Linked DNA regions of Homo sapiens: region 2 is linked to region 1. The links are chromatin loops, found by intact Hi-C in ENCODE. Cell type or tissue: gastrocnemius medialis. All regions are shown on one strand. Each heading gives the region's core, and the rest is flanking DNA. Links, peaks and the distances in the headings are about the cores only. Region 1 overlaps DOCK11 (dedicator of cytokinesis 11). Region 2 holds the start of LOC124905207 (a long non-coding RNA gene).

What was found. A loop is a pair of places that touch in the nucleus more often than their neighbours do. Peaks named below come from ENCODE experiments on the same cell type or tissue, not always from the same donor. Only the 100,000 strongest peaks of a DNase experiment are listed, where the experiment ranks them.
Region 2: it touches region 1 in a loop (2.4-fold over the local background); 2 of 110 quality-filtered maps call a loop at or near these places.

What each region holds. Positions count from the first base shown.
Region 1 is chrX:118,640,867-118,648,866 of GRCh38, forward strand. It overlaps DOCK11 (dedicator of cytokinesis 11), which reads left to right. Exons shown (of 53, transcript NM_144658.4): 39 at 324-439; 40 at 2,591-2,728. Among named protein-coding and RNA genes, the nearest start is that of IL13RA1, 83 kb to the right of the region's middle. In gastrocnemius medialis, for the core only: a CTCF peak has its summit at 3,710 (motif pointing right); no DNase peak of the experiment used is centred there.
Region 2 is chrX:118,693,520-118,705,778 of GRCh38, forward strand. It overlaps LOC124905207 (a long non-coding RNA gene), which reads left to right and starts at 4,467. Exons shown (of 2, transcript XR_007068306.1): 1 at 4,467-6,210; 2 at 9,149-9,999. RefSeq lists a silencer at 3,780-4,009. In gastrocnemius medialis, for the core only: no CTCF peak of the experiment used is centred there; a DNase peak (open chromatin) is centred at 5,529.

The DNA.
Region 1 (8,000 bases), core at 1-8,000:
CGCTGCAACCTCTGCCTCCCGGGTTCAAGTGATTCTCCTGCCTCAGCCTCCTGAGTAGCTGGGATTGTAGGTACGTGCCACCATGCCCGGCTAATTTTTTGTATTTTTAGTAGAGACAGGTTTCATCATGCTAGCCAGGCTGGTCTTGAACTGACCTCATGATCTGTCCGCCTCAGCCTCCCAAAGTGCTGGGATTACAGGCATGAGCCACCGCACCCAGCCGAGCCCCCTTTCTTGTCTTAAGTCTTTGGGTAGAAAGTCATTCAACACCATTATGTGCATCTTCGTGTTGGGAAAAGTTTAATTTACTTTTTTAATCCTAGGTTCTACAACAACTGAAGCAGACATTTTCCACCAGGCACTTCTTGAAGGCAATACAGCTACTGAAGTTTCCCTAACAGTACTAGACACCATATCATTTTTCACTCAGTGCTTCAAGGTAAAAATGAAGAGTTATAATTCAGTTGGTACCATTGCAAAGTAACATTATGCAGAAATTACCTAGTCAATGTGGGGTAGTACACTGAAAAAGGCTGGCATGAATAGTCAGGAAATGTGGATGGCAGTTCTAGTTTGGTTATCATGTGACCCTGGAAGTCACTGAGACTCACTTGTGTCATCCATAAAGGGAAGGGAGTGGACTAACTTGCCCTTAAGCTCTCTTCTACCTCTTAAATTCTATTAGATTTTCGTATTTAAAAACAAAGTTTCCATACTTTAAGTAGCCAGCAATTTTTAGCCCAAAATATGATTGGATCTGTTTGCCCAAATACCCATTGTGATGAGATGTCCTGTCAGGGTAGATGATGTCCGGGCAGTCTGGCTGGCTTCCCTAGGCGCGCACTTAGTGTTTTTTCTCAGATGTTTGCCTCTCAGTGCAAATCATCATTGCTATGATTTTAAAAAGAAGGTAAAAGCAGTTATCTAGCAGGATTATTGGAGGGGGAAATGGGATAATGGACGTGAGAGTGCTTTGAAAAGTAAAAACGGTGTGACCATAATGTAAGAACTCAAAGGTGAAAATCTTGCTTGCTTTCACTTCAGTTATACAGATTTTTTTTTTCCTTTTTCCCCTCTTCTCTAAGTAATTAAGTTAATTGCTTCAGACCTCGAGATTTTCTATGGAAACCTGGCCTGTGCTTTTCAAAGAGGCTTATAAAGGAAAATTGAATTAGATACTAATATAAAATAGGCTGCAGAATACCTTTAATAAATAGGCTACAGATCCCTTTATGAAGTATTAGGTTTGTTCTATATTAAAATGCAACACAACTCCATGTTTCATCGTGCCAATAACTAAGAAAGCCATTAGATCTCATGATGTACATTGTATTCCTTCCTCCTATTCTGATACCTCTAATTTATTTAACAAACATTTATATAGTCTCTTGGTAGATATCAGGCACTGTCCTAAGTGCTTTACAAATATTAACTCACTTTTTCATTGTGAGGCTGGGAATGAGAAAGGGGAGTGATCTTTTTGAAACAATGGAAATGTTCTAAAATTGGATTGCGGTGGTCACCCAACTCTGTTGCCGAATTTACTAAATGTAATTTAATTGTATACCTGAAACTGGTGAATTTTATGGTTTGTAAATTATATCTCAATAACTTAAAAATACAAATATGAACTCACTTTTAATCCTCATAATAGCCTTATGATGTAGATACTGTTATTATTCCCTTTTGATAATGGGGAAACTGGGGCCCACAGGAGGTTAATGTCAAATAGCTGGGCAGTGGCAGAATCAGGATTGAGATCTAGGCCAGTTATAAGAGACCATGATTCTAGCCACTATACCATGCCTTGAAATATACTAAGGAAAGTGCCAGAAAAATCAAACACCATTCAGGGATTCTGGCTGTCAGTATTATCATTAGATTGTTGTTGTTTTGGGTTTTGTTGGTTTTGGCCAAGCTGTAACCTGCTGGTTACTTTCTTGAGGGTTAGCAGGATAGGGCTGGAGAAATTAACCATTGCTGATTAAAACAAAGTTGACAAACTAAAAGGTATTTCTCTACAATTTGTTGTTTCTTTGCAAGGGACATTTAAACAATTTACATAGTCTGTTCAATTGTGATACCTGTTAATTATCTCTACTCATAGAGGGCTTATTTTTTCACAAATGGCTAACCATATACTAAACATACTTTTAAAGTAAATTAGATCATAATCTAATAAAATAGAACTGGTATTTTCCTTCATTCATACATTACAATATTTAGTCTCTCAGAAATACAAAGGCTGATTTGCTTGTATTCATTATTAATTTATTGATTTCTTAATTGAGAAGCAATATGGTATAGGTTAATAGAAAATACTCTTCCCATACTAGTCCTGTATATTGCTGTGTTGCATTGAAAAAAAATCTACCTGTTTAAAATGTTGGGATTAAATATTTTAGATATCATGTATGTAGTAGTTGTTTGAGATTTCCAAGTTGAAAGATGGCACAAATATTTTGAAATTATATGCAAGAGCCTTTTATTTTCCTGAAACTTCCAAACAGTGGTTTCATAAACAGGTATTGGTGAAATCAGTTCTGTCATTCTCAGTGGGGCATAAACCATATTTTTTAATGTTTTATAGACCCAACTTTTAAATAATGATGGCCATAACCCATTAATGAAAAAAGTGTTTGATATACATCTTGCTTTTCTTAAAAATGGACAATCTGAAGTGTCGCTGAAACATGTATTTGCCTCACTGAGAGCTTTCATCAGTAAGGTAAGGACAGAAGCTTGGGAGCAGCCGGTGGGCTCTCTTCATTGCAAAAAGGAAAGATGGGACAATGGGGGTCATTGTGGTGACATATACAATGCCAGCTCATGAAGCCATTAAGTACTGCCTTTGTAAATAGAAATACAGAACAACAAAGCACACACAGAGGGCCTACCATGAACCCCCTCAAATCAGAAGCTACTTTTTATTTCACCCCATCATACCTTCCCTTTTCCATTAAGCTCCTTTGAAGAATATCGTTTTAAAATTACCAAACCTGCCAGTTCTCTATTTTGCTTCTTTTTAAAAGTATTGTCATGTTGGAGGTATATAAGCCATGAGTGCACTCATGTCTAAACACTTTGAAAGGATCCAACTTTTGTAATCCCAGGGTCTTGTATAATATCTTGGAAATGGTAAGCACTCAGTACATGTTCAAATGGATGAATCCTGCCTTTCAATGCTAGCCATAACTGAGGGCCCTAAATGTGCAGTCCACTTACCTCAGCTAAACAATAACCTCAGACTTGGCTTTTAGGAAGAAATATGACTGAAACAGACAGCAAAGATTTATTTTCTGTGCTCAGGGGCTTTTTAAACTTAAGAATAAACATAATTAACCAAGATAGAGCCAAGGTTATGGAAAGGCACAGTCCAGATCTTCCACTGGTTTATGTAACTACAATAAGACAAAGAAATTCAGTTTCTTTATTTGTGTAATAGGCTAGCTAAGCTTTGAAAACTTTTTGCCATCCTCATTATTTAGATAGCAGCCAATTGTGTTTAATAGATACAGAAATTAGATGAATTTGAAGCTTTTTATTGCCATTCTTTAATATAATTTATGAATTAATCTATGGGAAGCCAAGTTCAACACAAGCATGTTACAAAAACTAAGGGAAAGAGATTCAGAACTAATTCATTTAACAAAAACTGTAGGTACTTACTGGATATAGTCCCTAAAGGCTTATTGTCCAGTAGAGGGAGGCACACACACATCAAGATACACATACACAGAAACAAATACCATCAGGATAAAATAAGTCTGTATAGACCTCTGGGGGTGAGCAGGAGAAGAACTCTAATTTAGCAAAAGTTTTTCTGCAGCAACGGAGCTAGGATTTAATATGGATTCACCAAGAGATGAAACTAAAGATGTAAATGGAGTACAGATCATGTGGACTCATCTTAAGAGTTGGATTTCATCTTTCAGGCATCAGGTAGTCATGGAAGGGTTTTAAGCAGGGAAGTAACACAATTATATTTGTATTAAGAGGGAATTGGTAAGGACTGGGGAAAATCTCTTTAAAAGTTGTGTTGAAGAAGGATTGGTGACAATGTCAAAGGCAGTAAAAAGACTAGTTGCAGTAAGCTAGATAAGAAATGAGGGCCTGAAGTAAGGCAGTGACAGTGGATATATGAAGGATCAAAGGCAGATGAGACATGTTGAAAAAGGATTTACAGGATTTGATCATCAGTCCACTGACAGTATGGTGGAGTGTGGTGGTTGATGTGAAATACAGGGGAAAGACTACATTTGCAGTAAAAGTTAATGAGTCCTGTTGAATTTGAGTGCCTTTGGGACATTAGGATATATGGATCTTTGCTCTGGAGAGGGATCAGATTGGAGAGCCAGAGTTGGAGTCATTCTCCATTCATCCATACTATATTTATTGAGGACCTTCTCTGTGTCAAGTGCTGTACTAGGTCCTGTAGATACAATGGAGATACAAAATAAATATACTCTTTGCCCTCATGAAGCGTTCAGTCTTAGTGGGGATAGGGGAGACAGAAAATAAATAATAAAAGAATTAGTAATCATGAGCCGGGCGCAGTGGTTCACGCCTATAATCCCAGCACTTTGGGAGGCCGAGGCGGGCAGATCACCTGAGGTCAGGAGTTTGACACCAGCCTGACCAACATGGCGAAACCCCATCTCTACTAAAAATACAAAAATTAGCCGGGCGTGGTGGCGGGTGCCTGTAATCCCAGCTACTCAGGAGGCGGAGGTTGCAGTGAGCCAAGATCGCGCCACTGCACTCCAGCCTGGGTGACAGGGCAAGATTTCGTCTCAAAAAAAAGAATTCATAATTATTATATGTTCTAGGAAGGAAACAAACAGTGTACTGAGACAGTAAATGATTTGTGGGAGATAATCTTATCTTAGATAGGTTTGTCACTTTTAAAATGAGACCTGAATCTGTAATCCCAGCACTTTGGGAGGCTGAGGCGGGCAGATCACGAAGTCAGGAGTTCGAGACCAGCTTGGCCAACATAGTGAAACCCTGTCTCTAGTTAAAAAAAAAAAAAAAAAAAAATTAGCTGGGCATGGTGGCAGGTGCCTGTAGTCCCAGCTACACGGGAGGCTGAGGCAGGAGAATCACTTGAACCCGGGAGGCAGAGGTTGCAGTGAGCCGAGATCGCGCCATTGCGCTCCAGCTTGGGCAACAGAGCGAGACTTCGTCAAAAAAAAAAAAAAAAAAAAAAACACAACAACAACAACAAAAAAACAGAGAGACCTGAATTATTGAAAAGGGGCCAGCTGTAAAAAGAGCTTAAAGAAGAACTATCTAGGGAGAATGACATACATGTGCCAAGGCTCTGAGTTGGGAAACAGTTTGCAGTATTCTGAGAACTAAAAGGCTGGTATTTTTGGAGCATAGTGAACTAGCGGGAGCATCAACATACAAGTGGTAGTTGAAGCCATGGGAGTGGTTTGATTTTCCCTGGAGGGTACATTGAAGAAGAAGAATAACAACAACAACAAAAAAAATCAGGAGCAGAACATTGGAGAGAAACAACGTAGAAGGGAGGTTCAAAGACGAATCTGTAAGGGAGATGAGAGGGAGCAGTCACAGAGGTGGGAAGAAAGGTAAGAAAGAAGGATATCATGGAAGCCAAAGAAGGAAAGAGTTCCAACATTGTCATGACGTATACGGAGTAGTCAAATAAGAAAGGAGAAAAGAGGTCTGTTAGAATTGGCAATTAGGTCATTGATGATTTTAGCCATTGCCCACTCAGAGAAGTGAGTGATGTGGGTAGAAGACTTAGTGTAGTGATGAGCTACACTATAGCTATGATCTCCCTTAAATGTTTATTTTCATACCAGAGTATCTGCTTCATCCAGAGTTAGTTTAGTTTGGTGAAATTATTAGCGAGATTTCCCAATTCCCAATCAGAAAACATTTATTAAGCATTCATTATCTGCATAGAATTACACTTGGTATTAAGGTGAAATAAAGGGTAGATTCCTATATGTGGGTCTAAATTCAAGGTTCCTAAGAAATAATTTTTAAAAGATGTCCCTCTAGCTTCACTCTCTGAAAAACATCTATTGTGTATCCTGAAGCAGCTTGTTATTTGCTTGCCTAGACCTAAAAGCATGGGAAATTGTAACAAGTCTGTTACCTGTATATTGTGTCTTCCACAAAGCAGACTGAATACATTCTTAAAGGAACAGGCCACTTGTCTCTTTTGATAATTAGTCACTTTCTTACTCCTTTTCTATGCTAAAATGTATCTTAACTATCAGTGTTTATGTGAAGAGGATATGTGTGTGTGTGTGTGTGTGTGTGTGTGTGTGTGTGTGTGTGTGTGTGTATCTCCTATATCCCATTTGTTAAAAGATGAACTTCACTTGCTGAGTAGATTTTAGCTATAATTTTCTCAGCACGTTGATGTTCACAATAAAGGAACTGTTGAAATATAAAGCAAAAGAGTAAGTAATGAAAATTGACCTTCCCATTTTTAAGCCCCCATTTGAGACCCATCATTCATCATTTCAGGCATTCTTTCAAAACATATTGAGAACCTGCTTACTGTATTATGGCGGTGCAAAAGTAATTGCTACTATATCACTATATAGTGGCAAAAACCGCAATTACTTTTATATATATTATATTATTATATAATATATTATATAATAATATAATATATAATATAATATTATATATTATATATGTTATTATATATTAATATAATATATTAACATATAATATATCTTATATATTAATATATAAATATAATATATAAGATATATTATATGTTAATATATTATATGTTTATATATTATATATTAATAATTATTATATAATATTATATTATAATATAATATATAATAATATAATATATAATAATTAATATAATATAATATAATATATAATAATATATAATATATTATAATATATAATAATATATAATATATTATAATATATAATAATATATATTATATTATTATAATATAATATTTAATATATATTATAATATAATATTTAATAACATGTAATATATAATATTTAATAATATATCATGTATTATATATTATAATATTATATATAATAAATAATATATTTTATAATATATAATAATATATAATATATAATTATATATAATATATAATAATATATAATATATTATTATAATATATAATATAAATTATAATATTATATAATAATATAATATATAATATATAATATAAATTGTAATATATATAATATAAATTGTAATATTATACAATATAATATATAAATTGTAATATTATATAATATAATATATAAATTAATATATAATAATATAATATATAATATAATAGTAATATATAATAATATAATATATAATATTATAATATTATATAATAATATAATATATATATAAAAGTAATTGCGGTTTTTGCCACTATATAGTGATATAGTGGCAATTACTTTTGCACCGCCATAATACAGTAAGCAGGTTCTCAATATGTTTTGAAAGAATGCCTGAAATGATGAATGATGGGTCTCAAATGGGGGCTTAAAAATGGGAAGGTCAATTTTCATTACTTACTCTTTTGCTTTATATTTCAACAGTTCCTTTATTGTGAACATCAACGTGCTGAGACAATATATTATTATATAATAATATATTATATTGATATGTTAATATATTAATATGTAATATATATATATTTATATATTTATATATAACATAAATTATATATATTATATACATATATATAAATATATAATATATATAATATATTAATATATAATATATAATACATATATAATATATAATAGATATAATATAATACTATAATATGTTGCAGACTCTCGAGCTCTTCTCAGATCTATAGCATTTATATTCAGTACTTCTACATCTTTGTAATAACTTATATACTGACTTAAGTTCTATTATTATCACATGCTGGTGTTTATGTTAACTAGTTCAGGCTCTCTGGAGAGCAGAGCCTGCCTTATGTTGATTTTGTATCCTCAAAGCCCCCAGCATAGTTTTAGGTGAG
Region 2 (12,259 bases), core at 2,526-10,525, 55 kb after region 1:
CTTAATTTTATTTTTGGATTGTTCATTGCTAGTTTATAGAAATACAAATGGTCTTTGTATATTGATCTGATATCCCAAAATCTTGCTGAATTTCTGTATTAGCTTTAATCGTGTTTTTGGTGGCTTCTTTAGGTTTTTCTATACATAAGATCATATCATCTGCAGATATAGTTTTACTTCTTTTTAAATCTTGATGTCTTTTATTTTATTTTGTTACCTAGAACCTAGCTAGAACTTCCTGTATAATATTGAGTAGCAGAATTGCAGATAGCCTTGTCTTGTTCCTGATCTTTGGGAGAAAGCTTTCAGTCTTTCACCTTTCAGTATGGTGTTACCTGTGGGTTTTTTATGGATGCTTTTTATCTGGTTCAGGAAGTTTCCTCCAACATGTTTTGCATCTATTTTCTGATCCAATTCTCCTTATATATGTCATATAGGAATCAATTCTTCATGTGATCCTGTATCACATATAAGGAAATGGATGCATAAATGGTTAAGAAATGCACTCAAGACACGCAGGAAATTAGAGATGAGGTCACGGTATCCTGATTTATAGTCTATTGTTTTCAACTCTACTTTTTCCTTTGGTCTTCTGCTTCAACTTCTTGCAACTTTCTAGAGACTAAAAAGGGTTCATCTTTTCCACTTTTTCATTTAAAAGGTAACCTCCATATGGGTAGAGTCTGGATCTGAACTTTTCCACCTCTGTTTTCCCAGAACCTAGCACAGGATAAGTGCTTGAGCAGTCTCAAGGAAATAAAGCCAGTTTAGATAAACAGCACCCCTGGAGCCTTTATTATGTGCAAGGTATTGTGGGCAGATATCCCAGAACTCGGAGAGACTGTGGTTGAGGGAGATAACAAATAGTCACATTAAAAAGATATTATGGGCCGGGCATGGTGGCTCATGCCTATAATCCCAGCACTTTGGGAGGCCGAGGCAGGTAGATCACCTAAGGTCAGGAGTTTGAGACCAACCTGGCCAACATGGTGAAACCCCATCTCTACTAAAAATACAAAAAGTTAGCCAAGCCTGGTGGCACGCCTGTAATTCCAGCTACTGGGGTGGGGGGTGCGGGGGTGGGGGAGGGCTGAGACAGGTGAATCGCTTGAACCTGGGAGGCGGAGGTTGCAGTAAGCCGAGATCGCACAACTGCACTCCACCCTGGGCAACAGAGCAAGACTCGGTCTCAAAGTATTATGAAGAAGTCTGATAATAGCAAATCAGTGGTAGTTACAAGTGCTTGAAAAGGCAGAGTCTTTATAGATGTAGACTGAAAAAGGCTTCATGGAGGAAATGCCATGAATTTTTCTCATTTTTATTAGAACTGCCACTAGCGTGTCTGTGTTGAGGAAGTACTTTAGGCCAAGTTTTTAACAGGAAGTTTAAAAAATTAACTTCTTTATTTTTATCATTATATGAATTCCAACAATTAAAACCATCCGTAGTACACAATATGCAAAGCAAAAATAATAAAGTGCATATAAAATCAGGTAACATTCTTTATATGTTTTTTCTCAGACTCTCTCATCCTGTTTTGGTCTTAGACACAAGCCAAGTTAAATCAGCTTTTTCTTTTTGTCCAGAAAACTTATGCTCAATTTTCTTCATCCTCTTGATAGAAAACCTTTACAGCCAACCTCAGTCAATTTCTGATCGACAAGTCTCATTCTTTATATACCATAGTGTTTTGTAATAGTCATTACTTTAGTAGATCTCCTAGAATTGAGTCTTACAGGCTCTAGACTTCTCATCCTGCATGCTTACTGCATGTGCCTTTCATAGAAAATCAGTGAAAACTATCATATGAGCAGGTAAAGGCTGCAGTGTGGAAGCTGTAGACCATTCATTCATCCATCACACATTTATTGACCACCCACTGTGAACCAGGTATATGAATGATCAAGGCAATATTTCACAGGCAGATAATGCAGATGGGATGTTATAATCTAAAAGATAATTCAAAAGTAGTCTTCTTCTGTCAATAACGAATCTTCCAAATTCTGTATTCTTGAAGAGAGACATCTTATGTCTCTGATGAATGTGAGTAATAGTTCCTAGTACTGATATATTGTAACAATTAATATGTTGATTGAGAAGCAAAAGCTAAGCCATTATAGATGTGGAATTATGTTCAATGCAAAGCTGACCAGCTCCTATAGTACTCATGCAGTGGGTTATTTCAGAATTCTTCTGTGGCATAGTCAGGATTTGAGATACCTTCAGAGCCACGATGATATCATGTAATAGTACTATGTCCTCCCTCCCCATCCCAAACTAAATCTAGACACAAATACACATGCAATGAAAGAGGATTAGAGAGAAAGAAAGGTGGAGTTGACAAAATTATCCCTATCAGAACAAGGAAAATGAAAATGAAGCCGGGCATGGTGGCTTACTCCTGTAATTCCGGCACTGGGGAGGTCAAGGTGGGAGGATCACATGAGCCCAGGAGTTTGAGACCAACCTGGGCAACATGGCGAAACCACCTCTCTACTAAAAATACAAAAAATCAGCCAGGTGTGGAGGCATGCACCTGTAGTCCCAGCTACTCAGGAGGCTGAAGTGGGAAGGAAACTTGAGCCTGGGAGGCAGAGGTTGCAGTGAGCCAAGATTATGCCACTGCACTCCAGCCTGGGTGACAGAGTAAGACCCTGTCTAAAAAAAGAATAATAATCATAAAGAAAATGAAAGACTTCCAGAAGAAAGCATTGCTGCAGTTTGTTCCACAGCAACTCCCAAGTAGTCACAGAGCCAGCTGAATACAGTTCAGGTCACATGTAAGAGAATTTTTAAAAATGTACCCACATTATTTGTACAAACTTGTAGGGTACATGTGAAATTTTGTTACATGTATGTAATGCATAGTGATCAAGTCAGGGTGTTTAAGGTGTCCATCTCCCAAGTACATTTTTGTTTTAACTGTAGTCACCCTATTCTGCTATCAAACATTGAATTTATTCCGTCTATCTAACTGTACCCTTTAACCCACTTCTCTTCATCCTCCTTTCTGAAGAGAAATTTTCATGGAAATGATTTTGGATATTTACACAGAATGTTTTATTTTTTAAAACAAAGTAACCTCTCTAACCACCACCACCTCTTCTTTGTTGTAGAAACAAAACTCAGAATTGAAGTTTTAGCCCTGGAATATCTTCAGGAGGGGAAATTCCAGCTCTCCCCATTGGTTTAACCATCTTGTGATTTTTCTCATTTTTATTAGAACTGCCACTACCGTGATGGCCTCCAAGTTTATTTCATTATAGCTCTGTGACGCTAGATGAGACTGTTGGGTTGGGGGGATGCTGCCGGGGGAGGGGGGTAGTTAGGGGTACCCATACCTACCTGGGTGTTTTGGCTGCTCTCCCTCTAATGATTATTCTCATCTTGAGAGTTTTGGCATCCCTACTGTACAGCACATTTGTTAAGTATACAAATTCTGAAGCAGGTTGACTGGGTCAGAATCCCAGTTTTGTCATTTACCAAGCTGTGGGACCTTGGTCACATTACTTAACCCCTCTAGGTCTTCATTTCCTCACCTGTAAAATGCAGGTATGAATTGTCCCTACCTCCTAACATCGTGAGGATTCAATGAAGCCAAGTATATAAAGCATAGAGAATGATGCCTGGACTGGGCATGGTGGTGTGTGCCTTTAACCCTAGCACTCTGGAAGGCTGAGGTGGAAGGATCACTCCTGGAAGAGCCCAGGAGTTTGAGGCTGCAGTGAGCTATCGTGCCACTGCACTTCAGCCTGGGTGACAAAAGCGAGACTCTGTCACTAAAAATATAAAAATAATTTTTTTAAAAAAGGAATGCTGCCTGGCACATCTACGTAATTGTTACATCTATATATGTGTTATTTATAACTGTAATCTTTCCCCCACAGCATAGGATAATTTTACCAGCCATGATACCCTCTGTGTCTCTGGGCCCATCCCTCCATCCAGGTAGGGGTAATGGATGGGTCAAGGTCAGGCAATTTTTGCCATTTGATATCTTACAGGTCACCTCTGGCCTCCGTTGATCTCACCATATGGTGAAGATCTGTTCCCCCATGAAGGGACATTGTTTTCTGTGTGGTGGTATAAGTACCAACAAATATACACAGATGCTGGCTGTTAGCAACTAGTACTGCCATACTGGCGCATCTTGGCTGAATATCAGCCCTGCTCCTGTGTCTGTCTTTTTTTTTCTTTTCTTTTCTTTCTTTCTTTTTTTTTTTTTTTTTTTTTTTTTTTTTTGAGATGGAGTCTCGCTCTGTCGGCCAGGCTGGAGTGCAGTGGTGCGATCTCGGTTCACTGCAACCTCCGCCTTCTGGGTTCAAGTGATTCTCGTGCCTCAGCCTCCCAAATAGCTGGGACTACAGGTGCACGCCACCACGCCCAGCTAATTTTTGTAATTTTAGTAGAAATGGGGTTTCACCATGTTGGCCAGGCTGGTCTCGAACTCCTGATCTCAAGTGATCCACCCGCCTCAGCCTCCCAAAGTGCTGGGATTACAGGCGTGAGCCACTGCATCCGGCCCTGTGTCTGTCTTCTTGAACAAAGCCAGTGGCTTATCTTTATGGCTTTCTTGTGCATCTGAGGATTGATGAAAATTCCCATGTGCCACCTAACTATAGGATTTCTCTGCTTACTGGCACTTCCTTTGGCTTTGTTACACTACCAGAACTACACAGAAAGTGGTTTTGGATTTGAAATTCAACTAGTGGGACTTGCTCAGTATTCCCTCCATAGAGAGCCTCTCATACACAGTCTCCTACAGTTAAGTTTAATTTATTCCCCTCATTTGGATTTCCCTGTCACTGGTCACAGATTGCTATTTTATGGCTCTCAAGTAGATCAGAAAGGTTTTCAGAGTTCCCCTTCCCCACCTCCTACCCACTTCTCTGTAACGACAGACACCCTTTAAGGGAAACTTGGCCCAACCAATATTATTTGAAGACATTTCATTCTCACTTAGGTAATGGGGCTTGGAGTTGAGGTCTACCTTTTTGTTGCTTTCTAGTAAAGCACTGACCCCTATCTCACAGTACTCTCCTAAGCCCTGTCCTCCCTGACAACTTAGTTGCTTTATCTTTCCAGGAGCACCCTCACATTCCTATATTGTGCACACTCAAGACAATTTCCCAGTGTCCACTTCCTGGCTGAATCAATTTCCACAACCATGACGTGTAACTCCAGCTCATCTCACCAAAGGGCATTTTAGCAAGTCACTGCAGATGCTGCAACTCGGAAAAACACGTTTAGTTAGGATCTGATGAGTCTTCTCCATTAGATAAATGTTGTGAGGTGGAACTTACTGTAATTTCCTTCTCTCCACCCAAGATCTAAAATTTTTCTCTGAGTTGGCTCCCTCTCTACCTTCAGTCTCCCTTCCTGGAAGATTTACCCCAGCAAGGATGTCTTCTTTCAGATGGATATGAGTAAGTTAGTTTCTGCCCTCGTTCTGTTTCTTCCTTCTCCTGCTCTGATGTTGGCACATCCTTAGGAAGTCAGCTACTCCACCCCCTCTACCAAGATGTGGCCCAATGAGGGTAGGGTATCTTTCACTTCCCCTTTCTGGGAGGCCGACTGGCCAAGACTGAACTACCTAGACCCCCCCACCCTTACCACTGTCATTCTACTCACTGACCCCACATGCTCATTTTTTGGTTGTTTGCTCCACTGTCCCTGAGATCTTAGAGGAGGGGTTCTTAACTGGGGGTGGTTTTACCCCCTAGGGAACATTTAGCAATGCCTGGAGACATTTTTGGTTGTCACAACTGGGGCAAAGAGGTTGCCACTGACACCTAGTGGGTAGAGGCCAGGGATGCTGTTAAACATCCTACTATGCACAGCTAGCCTCCTACAACAAAAACTCACCTGGCTCCTGCTATCAATAGTGCAGATGTTGAAAAACACTGGCTAGAAGGAATGCCTGCCTCACTGGAATGTGTGATGCCTACTCCACCGCTGGTTTGTCTTCAAGGAGCCTTTTGCTGGTCAACTCACCAATAAATCCACTAGGAGATCTCTCCCATTAATAGCTGTTTGTACCCTCATTTACATCTGTCTGCCCCCTCACATGTTTGCATGCCACAAGTAATGGTGGTCTGCTCAACCTTCATTCCTAACTCTGCACTTCATCTGCAGGTTGGCCATACTCAAGAACCTGAAGGTGCTCAGGATCTGCTTCATGATCTCCGTGGCTATCCCTTTCACTTTCCGGTGAAGTAAAGGCTTTCTCATTACTAGAAACCATCCAAGTTAACTAGGCCATACAATTACAATGTCATTGCTACTACCACCTATGAAGCAGTATAGTTTATTTAATAAAACAAAACCTAAGACCTCTAAGTTATTAGCCCTGAAGGAGAAGCAGTAAGTCGGGAGGACTTGTCTACTGAAGGACAAAAACAAACTCCCAAATCAATGGAGAGACATATTTTGTTAGAATTATAAATATGTGACTTCTCTCCTTAATATCTGTCAATTCAATGCCACCTTAGTCAAAATCCCAGAAGGATTATTATTATTATTATTATTATTATTATTATTATTATTATTATTATTTTGAGATGGAGTTTTGCTCTCTTGCCCAGGCTGGAGTGCAGTGGCACGATCTTGGCTCACTGCAACCTCCGACTCCTGGTTTCAAGCGATTCTCCTGCCTCAGCCTCCCCAGTAGCTGGGATTATAGGTGCAACACGCCCGGCTAATTTTTGTATTTTTAGTAGAGACAGTGTTTCACCACGTTGGCCAGGCTGGTCTCGAAATCCTGACCTCGTGATTCGCCTGCCTCGGCCTCCCAAAGTGCTGGGATTACAGGCATGAGCCACTGCACCTGGCCAGGATTTTTTTTTTTAACTTGGCAAAATGATTATAAAATTTATCAGAAGCACCTGAAGTCCCAGCTACTCAGGAGGCCAAGGTGGAAGGATTGCTGGAGGCCAAGAGTTCAAGACTATCCTGGGCAACATAGCAAGACTCTGTCTCAAAAAAAGGAAAATTGAAATAAAAAATAAAATTTATCAGAAGGAATCAAGATGTAAAAACAGCTAAGAAAATACCAAAGAAGAGGAGTAAGGAGCCCTGGCAGACATTAAAATGAATAATGTAGCTAATTAAAATTGAACATTTTACCCATAAAAATTAAACCTAAAAATAAATTGGACATTTACTAATAGAGAAATAGGCAGAAGGATGTAATAGGACACAGAATCTGTATGTATATAAAAATGTGTATGATAAACGTTGGATTTCTGCCGGGCGCAGTGGCTCACACCCGTAATCCCAGCACTTTGGGAGGCCAAGGTGGGTGGATCACCTGAGGTCAGGAGTTCGAAACCAGCTAACATGGGGAAACCCCATCTCTACTAAAAATACTAAAAATTAGCTGGGCATGGTGACACAAGCCTGTAATCTCAGCTACTCCGGAGGCTGAGGCAGGAGAATCGCTTGAACCCAGGAGGTGGAGGTTGCAGTGAGCCAAGATCGTGCCATTGCACTCCAGCCTGGGCAACAAGAACAAAACTTGGTCTCAAAAAAAAAAAAAAAAAAAAAAGTTGTATTTCAAGAAATAACAGTGTCAAGATCATTCAATAAATGGTGTTGGAATAATTAGGTAAGCATTTGCACCTTTTTTTTTTTTTTTTGAGACGGAGTCTCGCTCTGTTGCCCAGGCTGGAGTGCAGTGGCACAATCTTGGCTCACTGCAACCTCCACCTCCTAAGTTCAAGCGATTCTCCTGCCTCAGCCTCCTCAGTAGCTGGGATTACAGGTGCGTGATACCACACTTGGTTAATTTTTGTATTTTTTAGTAGAGATGGGGTCTCACCATGTTGGCCAAGCTGGTCTGGAACTCCCGACTTCAAATGATCCACCCGCCTTCGCCTCCCAAAGTGCTGAGGTTACAGGCATGAGCCATTGCACCCGGCCTTATGCACAAAATTTAAGGGCTCTCTATTTACACAAAAATAAATTTCAAATTGATTAGAGATTTAAATGTAAAAGACAAGATCCTTTAAAAACTAAAACTGGGCATAGATTATTATATGTGCAGTAGAGGTGAGGAAAGTCTTTCTAAAGAAGACTTAAAAACCAGAAGTCAAAAGGAAAAGCAATTAATACATTTGATCATATAAAATTTAAATTTAAAAAGATTATAGGCTGGGCATGGTGGCTCACACCTGTAGTCCCAGCACTTTGGGAGGCTACGGTGGGAGGATCATCTGAGGCTAGTTCGAGACCAGTCTGGCCAACATGGTGAAACCCAGTCTTTACTAAAAATACAAAAATTAGCTGGACACAGTGGCATGTGCCTGTAGTCTCAGCTACTCAGGAGGCTGAGGCAGGAGATTCACTTGAACCCTGGAGGCGGAGCTTGCAGTGAGCCAAGATTGCACCACTTCACTCCAGCCTGGGCGACAGAGCGAGACTCTGTCTAAAAAAAAAAAAAAAAAATTATAAAGTCAAAAGGAAAATAATAGTAAAATATTTGTAGTATACATGATAGGATAAGGATAAATATTCTTACTATAAAAAGAGCTCTTACAAATCAATAAGATGAAATTTCTCAATAAGAAAACGGGTAGGCTGGGTGCAGTGGCTCACACCCGTAATCCCAGCACTTTGGGAGGCTGAGGTGGGTGGATCACCTGAGGTCAGGAGTTCGAAACCAGCTAACATGGGGAAAACCCATCTCTACTAAAAATACTAAAAATTAGCTGGGCATGGTAGCACAAGCCTGTAATCCCAGCTACTTGGGAGACTGAGGCAGGAGAACTGCTTGAACCCAGGAGGCGGAGGTTGCAATGAGCTGAGATTATGCCACTGTACTCCAGCCTGGGCAACAGAAAAAGACTCCTTCTCAAAAAGAGAAAGAAAAGAAAATGGGTAAAGAACGTGAATAGGCAATTTGCAGAAGAAAAAATTCAAGTGGTCAATAAACATAGGAACTAATGTTCAATTTTATTATTAAATAAATATGAATTAATACTAGACAAAGGAGGAAATATCTTTTTTAAACTCTAAGAAGAAACAAAATGATAAACATCTGAGATATCTAGTCTAAAAAAAGGTTGGTACAACTTCAGAGACACTTTATCTGGGTTCCTTGCTTTTTCTCTCTGCTTCTTACTCCCCATAAACCTACTTCTCCCCACAGGAGGTGCCTTCTAGACATCTTGACATCGTGGTGAAGATGGAAAGAGTGTTTTACTAGACATGCCAAGAAAGGCTCTCCCAGTTCAAGTTTGCTTGTTTGGTTGTTTTTTTGTTTTGTTTTTTGTTCGTTTGAGAGACAGACCTTTTTACCAAGGTGGCTAACACAAAGAATTAACTTGTCCAGCTGAGAACTCACCCCTGAGTCACAGAGGTTTATGTTACTCTGGTTAACTCAAACATAGAACCACAACTAAGCAAACCGCAACAACTGCGGCATTCATAAAACAAGAATCATGCTTAGGCAGTCATTTAAGTGGGCTCATCACAGGACAGTAAATAATGACAAAAGAAAGCAGGGTGTGGAAGGGAATTGTGATGTTAATAACTCGTACAATGCTTAAATGCATGCCCGGCACTGTTCTAAATTAAATCCTTCAATGATCACTACAACTTTGTTAGGTAATGACACATATCCCTCATTTTATGAATGGGGAAACTAAGGCACAGCAAAGCTAGATAACTTGTTTGAGATCACACAATCGGTGGCAATGCTGGAATTTGAACCCAGAGAATCTGGTGTAACAGTTCACACTCAAGCCACCACTTTGAGAGGAATCAAGGGAAAAAGAAGAGAGATCTAAGAGAATAAAAAGGGGAGGAAGGAGGAGGAAAAACTCAGCTCACTAACACCTGAAGGCAATTGCTACATGGTACCCAGCCTCCTTTTTCAGGCCCACACCCAGGTCTTTGCAGTCCCCACCTCTACCTCTGTTATCAAGCTTCCTAAAATGACATGATTTGGGGATAAGTGTTCAAACTATTTTTTTCACAAATAAATGGTGTCCAGAGGAATTGATGTTGTTTCTTTTTTCTTTTTTTTTTTTTGAAATGGAGTCTCGCTCTGTCACCCAGACTGGAGTGCAGTGGCGTGATCTCCACTCGCTACAACCTCTGCCTCCCAGGTTCAAGTGATTCTCCTGCCTCAGCCTCCCAAGTAGCTGGGATTACAGGTGTGTGCCACCACGCCCAGCTAATTTTTGTATTTTTAGTACAGACAGGGCTTTGCCATGTTGACCAGGCTGGTCTCAAACTCCTGTCCTCAAGTGATCCGCCTGCCTCGGCCTCCAAAGTGCTGGGATTACAAGCATGAGCCACTGCGCCTGGCCTGATATTGCTTCTATTGTATCTTAGATTCAGGGGGTACATGTGCTTGTCTGTTACATGAGTATATTCTGTACTGGGAGTGGGCTTCTAGTATAGCCATTACCCAAATAGTAAACATTGTACCTGATAGGTAATTTTCTAACTCTCTCCCCAATATAATAATAATAATTATTATTATTATTATTTTTGAGACGGAGTCTCACTCTGTTGCCCAGGCTGGAGTGCAATGGCATAATCTCGGCTCACTGCAACCTCCGCCTCCTGGGTTCAAGCGATTCTACTGCCTCAGCCTCCCGAGTAGCTGGGATTACAGGCACCCGCCACCACTCCCGGCTAAGTTTTGTATTTTTAGTAGAGACAGGGTTTCACTATGTTGGCTAGGCTGGTCTTGAACTCCTGACCTCAAGTGATCTGCCCGCCTCAGCCTCCCAAAGTGTTGGGATTACAGGCATGAGCCACCGTGCCCGGCCTTATTATTTTTTATATTACAAACAACAATTGTTTTCAGAAGGAATCCATGTGAATTCAGGAATATAAAAATGCTGCCTTGGCCAGGCACCATGGCTCATGCCTGTAATCCCAGCACTTTGGGAGGCCGAGGTGGGTGGATCACGAGGTCAGGAGTTCAAGACCAGCCTGGCCAACATGGTGAAACCCCATCTATACTAAAAATGCAAAAATTAGCCAGGCATGGTGGTGTGTGCCTATAATCCCAGCTACTTGGGAGGCTGAGGGAGGAGAATTGCTTGAACCCAGGAGGCGGAGGTTGCAGTGAGCCAAGACCACGCCACTGCACTCCAGCCTGGCAGCAGAGCAAGACTCCGTCTCAAAAAAAAAAGAAAAAAAAAGCTGCCTTTTTGGTTTCAGTTTTCTTCCCTCTGCCTATGTGCAACCTAGAGCACCAAAATCAGAAGATCCATTCATGCCTTTTCCGCAGCACTAAGCTATAATTTAAACAGGAAAAGGCAAAGTTGCAGCTTTTGAACAGCCATAAGCCCTTACATCCTAGTAAGATGGCAGACTAAATTGTAGATAACTCCAGCTTCTCAAATTCTTAAAAGCCCTGTAGTCTTCATCCACCCTGTGCCATGTCTTTAGGATTCTATAAGACAGTAAGACTTTATTTCTAAACCAACTACTGAGATTGAAGATAAAATTAGAGCTTTAAGCCCCTTACCAAATTAATGGGAAGAGACTCTGAAAATTTAGAAATTCACTTCTGGAGTAGTGGAAGAATGGCGAAATTCACCTACTCAGTTTACAGTGGGGCCTCTCTCCAAGTTCGAGAGCCTGACACCCAGCTGTTTGCTGAGCTTCTCTCCTTAGGTGATCCACAGGCACCTCACAATCACCATGCTCCTCTTTCCTCTCAACCTGCTCCTCCTCCTCTGTTCTCCGTCTCAGTTGAGGACACCCCTTCCTATCCAGTGACACTGGCCAGAAATTTACAAGTCACCTAGACTAGTGGTCAGTAAGCTTTTCCTATAAAGGACTATTTATAGAAATATGTGAAGCTGGCGACAGAGTGAGACTCCGTCTCAGAAAAAAAAAAAAAGAAGAAATATGTGAAGCTTTGCAAGCCATACACTCTCTGCTGCAGCTACTCAACTGCTGCTGCAGGATGAAAACAGCTACTGAACAATATGTAAGAAATGGGCAGGGCTATATTCCAGTCAAATTGTGTGAGTGCTAAAATTTGGATGTCATGTCATTTTCATATGTTACAAGATATTCTTTTGAGTTTTTTCCAACCACTTAAAAATGTAATAAACCACTCTTAGCTTACAGGTTGTACAAAAGTAGGTGGGCTAGATTTGGTATATGAAGAGCTTGCTGCTCTAGAATCCTCACTCTCCTCCCTTCCCCACATCTGATCAGACAAGTCCAACAATCTCACTTTGTTTTCTTTTTTTTTTTTTTTTATCTGAGAAGGGGGCCTTACTATGTT